Linked DNA regions of Homo sapiens: region 1 is linked to region 2. The links are chromatin contacts, found by Hi-C in ENCODE. All regions are on one chromosome and are shown on one strand. Each heading gives the region's core, a stretch centred on a gene start or an enhancer-like site at or near the end of the contact. The rest is flanking DNA. Distances are from core to core; before and after follow the strand shown. Region 1 overlaps COL5A1 (collagen type V alpha 1 chain). Region 2 overlaps COL5A1 (collagen type V alpha 1 chain).

The links. Hi-C counts contacts between places; a loop is a spot of excess contacts on that map. Pooled maps may share reads with other maps.
Region 1: a loop to region 2 is called in a map of astrocyte of the cerebellum, with 8 times the contacts of the local background. The contact joins two enhancer-like sites. A Hi-C loop is called at or near these places in 3 of 168 maps with a recorded cell type or tissue (astrocyte of the cerebellum, posterior vena cava and right cardiac atrium) and 1 of 50 pooled maps.

What each region holds. Positions count from the first base shown.
Region 1 is chr9:134,768,093-134,773,145 of GRCh38, forward strand. It overlaps COL5A1 (collagen type V alpha 1 chain), which reads left to right. Exons shown (of 66, transcript NM_000093.5): 25 at 318-371; 26 at 4,698-4,742. LOC124902301 (a long non-coding RNA gene) reads right to left here. Exons shown (of 2, transcript XR_007061843.1): 2 at 2,537-4,582. Among named protein-coding and RNA genes, the nearest start is that of MIR3689C, 79 kb to the right of the region's middle. Within about 2 kb of position 3,300, at least 2 of the 41 ENCODE cell types and tissues checked have a DNase peak (open chromatin) inside an H3K27ac peak, as active enhancers do.
Region 2 is chr9:134,707,115-134,712,429 of GRCh38, forward strand. All of the region lies in intron 4 of COL5A1 (collagen type V alpha 1 chain), which reads left to right. Among named protein-coding and RNA genes, the nearest start is that of COL5A1-AS1, 57 kb to the left of the region's middle. RefSeq lists an enhancer at 1,187-1,754. Within about 2 kb of position 2,582, at least 9 of the 41 ENCODE cell types and tissues checked have a DNase peak (open chromatin) inside an H3K27ac peak, as active enhancers do.

The DNA of each region.
Region 1 (5,053 bases), core at 2,050-4,549, 62 kb after region 2:
TGTAAGAGCAGAGGAGGCCAGATGATGCCCCCCCGGGCCCCAGTATGCAGCAGGTGGATGTGGAGAAGAATGGGGGCACTTGGTGGACTGATTCCGTTCCTACAGCAGAACCTGAAGGTGCTGAGAACAGTGGAGCCGCCTCCTCCTGGGCGCTACCGTGGCTGCACGCCTCACAGCCAGGGACCCAGTGCCTCTGACCACACTTCTCAGCAAATGCTGTGTGGGCAGAAATGTTGAAAAGTAACCTTGGTGGCCGACGGAGAGGTCAGGTGAGCCTAGGGAGGGCATCTCCTCATGGAGTCTCTGGTTTGTTCTAGGGTCCCTTGGGGAAACCAGGCCTTCCAGGAATGCCCGGTGCTGACGGACCCCCGGTGAGTAGCCCTGCCCACCTCATCCCTCCATACTCTCCCCACCTCCACCCTGCGGATAGGGCTGCAGGCCCAGGCTCTTTGGGGTTGTTGTTGGACGGCATTGACTCATTCTGGCTCTGTTGATGAAGACCCGTTTGGTCTCCAGTTGGACTGCTCGGTCATTCTTGGGTTCTGGACACCCTTAACATCATGGATTTTAATCAACGAGTGGCGATTGCGCGAGTAGGAATATTAGCTATTTATTAGGTTGTGCTGATTAATTACCGGAAGTCAGGCCTGCGTGCTGAGCCGTGAGGAGGGCTGGGCCGGGCTCCAGGCCATCGCTTGCGTCCCCAGGGTTGGAAGCGAAGAGGCAGGGTACGTGGTGTGTATTTTTAGTGTTCACACACTGAGAAGGGAGGTGGTGAGCAAACGCGTTTGCAGTGTGTGCGCGCACAGCTGTGGAGCCAAATTAGATTCTGCCTGGAAATAGCGAGTTGGTGACAAATCCAATCTGTGTCTAAGCTGTGTGGAGGGGGGAGGTGTGAGGAAGTAGAACACACTCAGAATGCGTGCGTGCGTGCACACGTGCGTGTACATGAGTGTGAGCTGATTTGCACCCACACCCTCTGTAAGTGCCTGCTGTGGTTTTGGTTTTGATTATTCCGTTAATGCTGAGTCTGTTTCACAAACGAGATTAGCAGAATTAATTATTGAAGATGCAGTATGCTTTATGGTTTTAATAACACTGTTAAAAACTAAACAAGGAAGTTAAATATGTTGATGATTATCGGTGACTGCTCACCACACAGCATCCCTCAGGCCGAGTCAGTTGGCCCAGTGACTCCCACATCACAAACTGCCCTTTCTTGGTCAGAAGAAGCAGAGTGGAGCCTTCTCATCCCCACGCGCGCAGCTGTGGGGCCCCGTGGTCACCTGGCCACATGGGAGTTTGCATACTGAGTGGTTCATCTTTTCCAATGTGTTGTGTCCTTTAATTTACATTTATATTTCATTGCCCTTTCTAATGATCAGAACAGCACATCTTGTTATAGAAAATTAGGAAAATAAATAAAATTACAGTAAAATTATAGCCACCTTTGATCTCATCTCCTGATTTAGCCATTGACAGCGGGTGGACGTGTGTCCTTCCAGGCTAGTTTTCTGTTCCCGTGCTGCTGGCTGTGGTGTCCATGGAGTATGGGCCGCAATCTGTGGGGACAGTGGCTGGGCCCAGAGCCCTGCGGGGAGGAAGGGGACCTGGGTGTGAAGCAGGCCACACGAGGAAGGGGGGCCTGGGTGTGAAGTGGGCTGTACCCCTCTTTCCTTCTGCGGGGAGGAAGGGGGCCTGGGTGTGAAGGTGGCTGCACCCCTCTTTCCTTCTGCGGGGAGGAAGGGGGCCTGGGTGTGAAGGGGGCTGCACCCCACCTTCCTGCCAAGATCATTCTCTCGGCCCTCAGCTGACCTAACTTGTTCTCCCTGGAATTCCCCTCCCCATGTTGAAACCTCCAAAGAATTGGGGTCCCTAAAGAGCCTGCAGTTTCCTTTTATATTCTTTGGGGGAAGGAAAGGCCTTTAAGGTGTCCCTTCCCCAGCCCGAATTTAAAGCTTAAAATGTGAGCGTAGGTGGACCCCATTCACATGAAGGTGCTTCGAGCAAAAGGAAGCAAAGGGTAGGCCCAAAGACAGCCCCAGCCATCTCCCACGAAAATCTGGAGGAAAGAAAAGATGTTTAAAAATTCTCCTTTGCAAAGGCAGCACATTGAGGGTAAACCCTACAGAGAGAGTTTTCTTTTTTTCTTGTTTTGGTTTTGGTTTCAAAGAAAGGAAGATTGCCTTAAAATCCATCAAGAGGTATGAGGCACTTCAGAGCAGACTCAGTGCCTAGAAATATGTTGTTGAATAAATCCTGATAGCACACGCTGGGGAAATGGCTAAGTGAATTATGGCTCAGTGGAATATATTCCTGGTATCACACGCTGGGGAAATGGTTAAGTGAATTATGGCTCAGTGGAATATTACAGAGCCAGTAAGAATTGAATTTAGACAAATACTCCGTGACATGAGAAAAATGCTCACAATGTAATATTAAATTAAAAATAGATCTACCATGCCAAGGGCGCATGCATATCTGCAGAGACGACAGATGATTCTATCATACAATTAGCCACAGCCACTCCGAGTGGTGAGGTGATGAAGGATTTTAATTCCTCTTCCAGTTGCCTAATTGTCTATGATGAACATACGTTACTTTTTTAATCAGAAAATATCAAATACAAATAATGTAAGCTTTATTATTTTCCCATTACAGAAGCACTGCTCATTATAGAATATTGGGAAACACACACAAGTAGAAAGAAAGGGGAAAGCGGCCCTGCCCGGCTTTGCAGGAAAATCAGTCGTGGTTATCTTGTTACGTTTCCTTTCTGCCTTTTCCTGTTCAAACATTTTTTAGTAAGGGAGCTTTGTGCTTCCCCCCACTGCTTTACTCTCATTCTCTATCTGTAACTGAAAATATACCTAAAGGAATTTGGCCTGGATGGGAATGGAGGCCGCCGTGATGCCGGCCGCTAACTCTGCTTGGTGCTCCCTGGGTGGGCGCAGTTCTGAGCCCCTTGCAAACGCTCTGTGCGTCTCCGCAGCGGCGCTGTGTGCAGATGTGCTGTTATCTCCAGCCTGGAACTGAGGAAATGACCACGTGGAGAGGCCTGGGGGCTTCCTCGAGCAGCCGGGGCTGGGTCTGCCCGGTCCAGAGCCGGGCTCTCGGCCCCCCTGCAGATCCACCCACTAGGTCCTTCACAGAAAGGTGTCTGTGGCTGATAGAAAGTGTAATAAAGGGCCACAAAGAACCCCTCCTGGCCACCCTGGACCAGGACACCCTCTAGTTGGCTCTGTTCAGGTCCAGCCCGGCCACTCTGAGGTGCTGGCGCCATGAGCCTTGTTTCCGGAAGGCGGCGTGGTGGCCAAGCACGTCCCCTCCCAGCTGGAGCAGCGGGTGAGGTCCCGCAGGTGCCTGGACTTCCTCAAAGCCTCCCTCAAGGGGAACTTTGCGCCCTCCCACTCACTTGCTGCTAGGATAGGCTGTCTGCTAGGATAGGCTGTCTGCAAAGGCATCAAACCCAATTGGACAGCTAATAAAAACTTAAAAGTCACACACGAACCATTTAATTGAGGCAACGAGACTTGGGTCTTCTTAATGCTACTGTGTCTAGAAAGAGTCTCAGATCAACGTTAGGCCACTCAAGGTAGAAGAGCATCTTGCCACCCTCTCGTGTTATACCTGAGGAAGCGGGAGGCCCAGAGAGGGCAAGTGACCTGCCCAAGCTCACACAGCAGGTTGAGTGTGTCCAGGAGTAGAACCCACCCTGCCAGCCTTCTCATCACCCTGCCCAGCCTCTTTCCTGGAATCCTCGTTGGTGGAACTGCATTTCTGCACAGTGAACATTGATGATCTTTCTGCTTTTATCCTGGAAGTTTGGCTCACCGATCCTGAGCTCACAGGCATTAAACCGAGTGACCCGCCTGGGTTGGAAAGTCAGAGAAACCTGCATTCCTAGGAATGGAATTAGTACAGGCCCAGGCAGGCAGGAGACACAGGTCCTTCCTAGAGCCTCGGCTGGGTACCTGTCACATGGGGCATAGGTCCTCACCTTCGCTCAGCTCCCCTCCATCCCCGAGGCCAGGTGGAGACCCGAGGGTGTGGGTCTCAAACGAGGCAGCTGTTTGAAGACTCACGGATGTGCTGGGACCCCTCAGTCAAGTAACACGCCTTAGCCCTCCACCCCGCACCAACCTTGCTTTGCTTTTGGTTCCCCAACAATCAGAGATTCCAAGGTTTGCAGACAGCTCAGCAATTGCTAGTCCGGGAAGCAGGGATGCCAGGAACCTGGTCCCAGCTCATTATTGTGCAGATTCATCTTGTCAGGTGACCTGGGGAAGAGGCCCTTGTTGGCCCTGTCCCCACTCGTGGGTCACTGGTCTGTGGACCTGCACTGGAGGGCGGGCTGGCTCTGGCCGGGTCAGGAGCCACCGTGCAGGTCACCTGTGCACTTGGGGGTTGCTGCATACTCCCCGCAAGTCTCTGGCCTTGGCCGGGGTTGGGCCAGGGTCAGGCTTATTGTTCCCATTTTGCAGATGGAGCAGCCGAGGTTCAGGGCCTGGCGGCTCGGGGAGGCCGGGCTGTGCTTGGCTGCCTGGCCAGCTGCCTTCGACTTCTGGTGCTCTCAGTTTTCCTGGGGAGGAAGGGAAATGGGCTCCATGATCATGGATGCTACGCAGGGAGGGGAAGCGAGGGAGGCTGCTTTCTGGAGTGGCACTGACTAATCAATGCTTCTTCTTTTGTGACAGGGACACCCTGGCAAAGAAGGCCCTCCAGGAGAGAAAGGAGGTCAGGTGGGTGCTCGCCACGCCCTCCTACCCTTCAGCATCCAGGTGGGGCGGGTCCAGGTGCTCTGGGCTCAGCCTCTGCTCAGGGACATCCAGCTTGGAAAGGAAGGAGCCGGGGACACTCAGCCCTTCCTCAGGTGTCTCCGCCAAGGGACCCAGCCTGGGGGGGACACAGGCCTTTTCCCCAAGAAGCGGGGCACCCCTCTCTGGGTCAGTGCCCCTCACCCCACCCTCCAGTTGCTGCCCATGACCGGATCGGGTGCCCATGACCAGATGGGGTGTGGGCAGCAGGGCAGTGTCTCCGTGTTCAGCCCTGG
Region 2 (5,315 bases), core at 1,332-3,831:
GAAGGCCCCTCCTCTGTGGGTGAGCTATGACCAGGAGGGGGGCCGTGGAGGGGATGAGAACTGCCCCGGGGGACAGCCGGCCAGCGAGTTCTGGGCCAGGAGCCAAATGTGCTTTTAAGCTGTTGAAGGTTTCAAGGGGCAACAAGACCAAACAGACTATAAACTCCAGCTCTCCCTGCAAAACCCCTGGGTGCTGGCGGGAAAGTGATGGCGTCGGCTCCAAGCTCTAACGGTCCTCCATCTGTCTGCCTTCATTTCAGCCTTTGAAAAACACCGAGCGGTTTACCTAATCCCTGATTCCCTTTTTCCAGGGGCCTGGCTTTTCCACTGACATGTTCTTTCTGGAATTTCACTCTCCCCGGGGCAGGAGTGGGGCCTGTGCTGAGTGGGCCTTTCTCAGCCATCCACGGAGGCACCCTGGGATTCCTGTGAGTGGGAACAGAGGAGCCCTGGGATTCCTGTGAGTGGGAACGTCCCCCAGGGCGTCAGGCCCTTCAGTGTTAGGGCCTCGAAGGGGAGAGCAAGGGCTTTGTTAGAGGCCCAGGTCCACGTTTGCTGTAACTTCCCAGGCTGGGGCCTTTGGAGCCTCTGGATCCTTCCAGAACTACCTTGTTGCTCACTGGCTTGCTGACGGCTGCCTGGGCTGCCTGTGGGACACAGCAGGTAGGACTCAGGCTTGGGTCTAGGGCAGCTCTGGAGCCCGCAGCCCATCACTGGGCAGCCGGGGAAGCCCCAGGGGAGGGAAGCGCAACCGTGAAGATGAGCAGACTTCCCGGCACACAGGCGGGCGAGACTGGGTGCTGAGCTGTGTGCGGCTGGCGGCTCCGGGACGTGAGGGGATTCTGCTGAGGACCTTTCCTCCTGGTCGGGGGAGGGCTGCGGAGCTGGGAAAACCCACCTCGCCAGACCTTCCCTGGGCCCTGCTGCTCAGCCTCTGCTGGATGAGCTGCGTTCCCCTGTGAGAGGACTGGGGAGGTGTCCGGGGAGGGAGGGCTTTCCCCGCCTTGGAAGCTGCCCAGAGGGGCACATTTGGGGGGCTGGCTGGGCCAACTCTGACTTCGGACATGAGATGGATGTGATGTGTGCACCTGGGCAGGGCAGGGCACTCCACCGCCTCGGGCAGCCCCAGGCACCCTGCTATGTCGTCTCTGTGCCTCCATCACTGGCCAGGCAGCATGGATAGGCCAGGTGTCCCTCTGCCAGGGCTTCTCGGAGGCAGTGTGTGCCTGCCCCTCCCGAGTCCTGGCCCAAGTCCCTGCTGCTGCCTGGCCAGTGCGCCTGCCATTGCGGCTCAGAGCAACTCCCGGGGTGGGGGCTCTGGTGCACCTGCACTGACACAGGACACTGTCACCCTTCTAGGTCCTCGGTCCAAGACCCGCATCTACCCAGCCCTGCTGTCTCCTTAGCATCCACTGGTGCTTTCTGTAGGATCCACCTCCGCTGTCTCAGGCCACCTGTGTGGCAGCCCAGACCCCACCCTGGCAGTGCTGAGGCAGCCCCTGGCAGCGGAACACCAGCAGGTGAAGGGCAGAGGCCCCTTGTCGTGTCTTCAGCTCTGCCTGCTTTGCTGAGACCTCCTCTTGCCCCTGGAAGGGACAAGGACATTGCACTCTGCATGATCTCCTGGGACTGCTGCAACCAACTGTCACAGCCCGGTGGCAAACAGCAGAGATTTATCCTCTCCCAGCTCTGGGCCAGAATTCCAAGATCGAGGTGTGGGCGGGGCCGTGCTCCCTCTGAAGCTTCCAGCGGGGGACTCTGCCTGCCGCTTCCAGCCCCGGGTGGCCCCAGACACTCCTTGGCTTGTGGCCACGTCGCCCCAGCTTCTGCCTCCGTCTTTACACAGCCTCTCTCTTCCCCCTGTGTCTCTCTGTGTGACCCACAAGGACATTTGTCGTTGGATTTAGGGCCCATCCTAATCTAGGATGTTCCCATTTCCAGATCCTTCATTCCATCTGCAGTGATCTTATTTCTGGACAAGGTCACCTGTGGATCTAGATTCTGGGAGTTCCGACCTGGACCCATCCCTCGGGGCCATGATTCAGCCACTTCCCTACACCAGCGTGGAAAAGGGGTTTTTCGTCTCTTAAATTGCCACAGAGCACGTGTGCTTAAAAGTGAGCCTCTGGGCATGCATATTTGGGGCCTCTAGCTGAGGCTTCGGGGTGGGCTGCTGAGCTGTGCCTGGCTGAGGAGGGGTGGGGGGGCTACTCCTGGCTAGCAGGCGGTTGGCCAAGCCCCGTGGGCATCTCCCTGGTGCAGTAGGCAGCTGCCTGGCTGGCTGGAGCCAGTGTGCAGTGTGGCATTGGGGTGCAGTTTGGTATCGGGGTGCATTCTCATTTGCAGTTCTGGTCTAGGGAGGCCTGAGTGGTGAGCGAGTGAGGCCTGGACTCCTTCCTGCTGCAGGTGGCTGGTGACCCGCCTGGTAGGTGCCAGTGACCCTGCTGGTGATCTGTGTGGCACCCAGCAAGGAGGGGTCCAGAGACCCCACAGGGTTGGGCAGGGCCTGCCTCTTCCCATGTGCTGTGGGGCCTGGCCCCTCCTGCTGCCTGGCCCGAGGTTTGGGCTTCAGGTTTGTTCCATGGAAAATGTGAGCCACAGACCCATCTCCCAGCCCAGACAGGAATGATGTCATCTTGGGAGCCGGCCTTATCCAAAGATATCTTGCTGGGCTGACGGCGGATGTTCTGATCCACAGTTCCCAGAAGATGGCACTGAGGGTCTCTGGGAAGGGACGCATGATGCTGGAGGGTCTCTGGAGGGGAGTGCCCAGGGCAGGCAGGGCTGCGGTGGAGGGGGAGCAAAGGGGCAGGGCGTCCCCTGTGGGAGGGTCCAGTGGCTGGGGGAGCCGCCCACCTGAGCGGAGGAGCTGCCCTCACACGGCTGACGGGCGAGGGGGCCCACGAACGTGATGTCCTTCTTTAGCACCGTGGCCAAGGGGGCATCTGAGGGAGCCGCAGTCAAGCCCCAGCCCTCCGCCCATCCTTCCCATGGCTTTGAGCCAGCCTGAACCTCAGTTTCCTCAGCTGGAAAGTGGGGATGTTAGGCTTGTGGTGCGGATGAAAGGAGGCAAAGCCGGTGCGGCCCGCCCCGTGCTCACTCAGCGTGGTGGCAGGTGCGCCGCTGTGTGCTGGCAGGCTCTCCTGCCCGCGCGAGACGGTGGCTGTTGTGATGATGATGATGGTAGTCATAGTGATTGTGCAGTATTTTCATAGCATCGCCGTCAGTGCCGTTAACCCTGTCTCATTGAAAGGGGTGTGAAGGGTCTACAAGCTCAGTGGGCAGGTAGGGGAGCCAGGACCTAAGCCTGCTCCCCATCGAGACGCCCCGTCTGTTGGGTGCAGTGGTGGGGGAGGGGCCCCGTTTAGTGCAGTGGTGGGGGAGGAGCCCCATTTGTTGGGTGCAGTGGTGGGGCAGGGGCCCCATTTGTTGGGTGCAGTGGTGGGGGGGCCCCATTTGTTGGGTGCAGTGGTGGGGGGGCCCATTTGTTGGGTGCAGTGGTGGGGGAGGGGCCCCATTTGTTGGGTGCAGTGGTGGGGGAGGAGCCCCCGTCTGTTGGGTGCAGTGGTGGGGAAGGGGCCCCATTTAGTGCAGTGGTGGGGGAGGAGCCCTATTTGTTGGGTGCAGTGGTGGGGGAGGGGCCCCATCTGTGGGGTGCAGTGGTGGGGGAGGGGCCCCGTCTGTTGGGTGCAGTGGTGGGGGAGGGGACCCCATCTGTTGGGTGCAGTGGTGGGGGAGGGGCCCCATTTAGTGCAGTGGTGGGGGAGGAGCCCTATTTGTTGGGTGCAGTGGTGGGGGAGGGGCCCCGTCTGTTGGGTGCAGTGGTGGGGGAGGGGCCCCGTCTGTTGGGTGCAGTGGTGGGGGAGGGGCCCCGTTTGTTGGGTGCAGTGGTGGAGAGGCCCGTTTGTTGGGTGCAGTGGTGGGGGAGGGGACCACTTGGGGGGGCAGCCACATGGGAAGCCGGGAAGGGAGCTCCCACAGCTGGTCTCTGTCTTCCACAGCTGGCCTCCGCCTCTGGGCATGAATTGTTCGGTCGGTGGTTTGGTGCCTGGAAGAAGCCCCTGTGGGCCTGCAGAGTCAGCTCGGAGGCCAGGTTGGCTCTGTTTCTCCCCCGTCTAAGGGAGGCTGCCTGGCTCTTCCCCAGACCCAAGCAGACGGTCCAGGTGGTCAGGCCGGTGACACCCCACTTGCAGGGCCTGGGTGCTGTCGTATAGACCGTGCGCCTGGGGTGTGGGGCTGTGTCTTGCCAGCCAGGTGTGCTAATGAGTGAGTCTTGATCCCAGAGCACATGGAAAATCTGTCTCAGAATCACTTTTCTGCCAGCACCCTCCAGTCTGTTTGAAGATCCAGCAGTTGGGAAGGGCTGCTCTGTTCTACCACTGCACCCCATGGTGCCCAAGCACTAGGCTGGATGGGGCACTGGGGGCTGGTGCAGTGGCCACCGCTTGTTCAGAAAACCCAAGGCTCCGAGATGGAGGTAAAGCCAGAGAGGTAAAGCCACCTGCCCACAGTCACACAGCTGGGAACAGTCAGGGCAGGACTTCAGCCCAGGCCTGGATCTTTCTGGGTTAAGAGTTCCCATACTTAGGTGAAGAGGGGCACGGCTTGGGGTCCCGGATAGGAGGCTTCTGCCTGGGTCCTGTCTCCTTATTCTCATGACCCCTTCTTGCATCTCCTGATCCAAATCCCCGCTCTTCAGTCACATCTCCTGTGTCCCCTTTCAGCGTCTCGTTCTCCAGCCCCATAGAGCCACTGCCTGGCCCTCCCCGCAAGTGGATGGCGCTGGGCCTGAGTCTCACACCCTGGACTCCTGGGCCTGTCTGTGAGTGCCTGACAGGAAGTGAACCCCCTTTACCCTGGCCCCCTTCCTGTCCCCACTCCTTCCCCCTCCTTCCTGTCCCCCTCCTTCCTTCCCCCCTTCTTCCTGCCCCCTTCTTCCTTCCTCCCTCCTTCCTGTACCCCTCCTTCCTGCCTTCCTTCTTCCTATCCCCCTTCCTTCCTTCCCCCTCCTTCCTGTTCCCCCTCTTTCCTGTCCTCCTCCTTCCTGCCCATCTTCTTCCTTTCCCCCCTCCTTCCTGCCCCCTTCTTCCTTTCCCCCCTCCTTCCTGCCCCCTTCTTCTTATCCCCCTTCTTCCTTCCTCCCCCCTCCTTCCTGACTCTCTTCTTCCTGTTCCCCTCCTTCCCCCTTCTTCCTGTCCCCCCTCCTTCCTGTCCCCCTCCCTCCTGCCCCTCTTCTTCCTGTCCCCTCCTTCCTTCTTCCCTCCTTCCTGTCTCTCGTTATCCCTGTCCCTGTTCCTTCCTTCCCTACTCCTTCC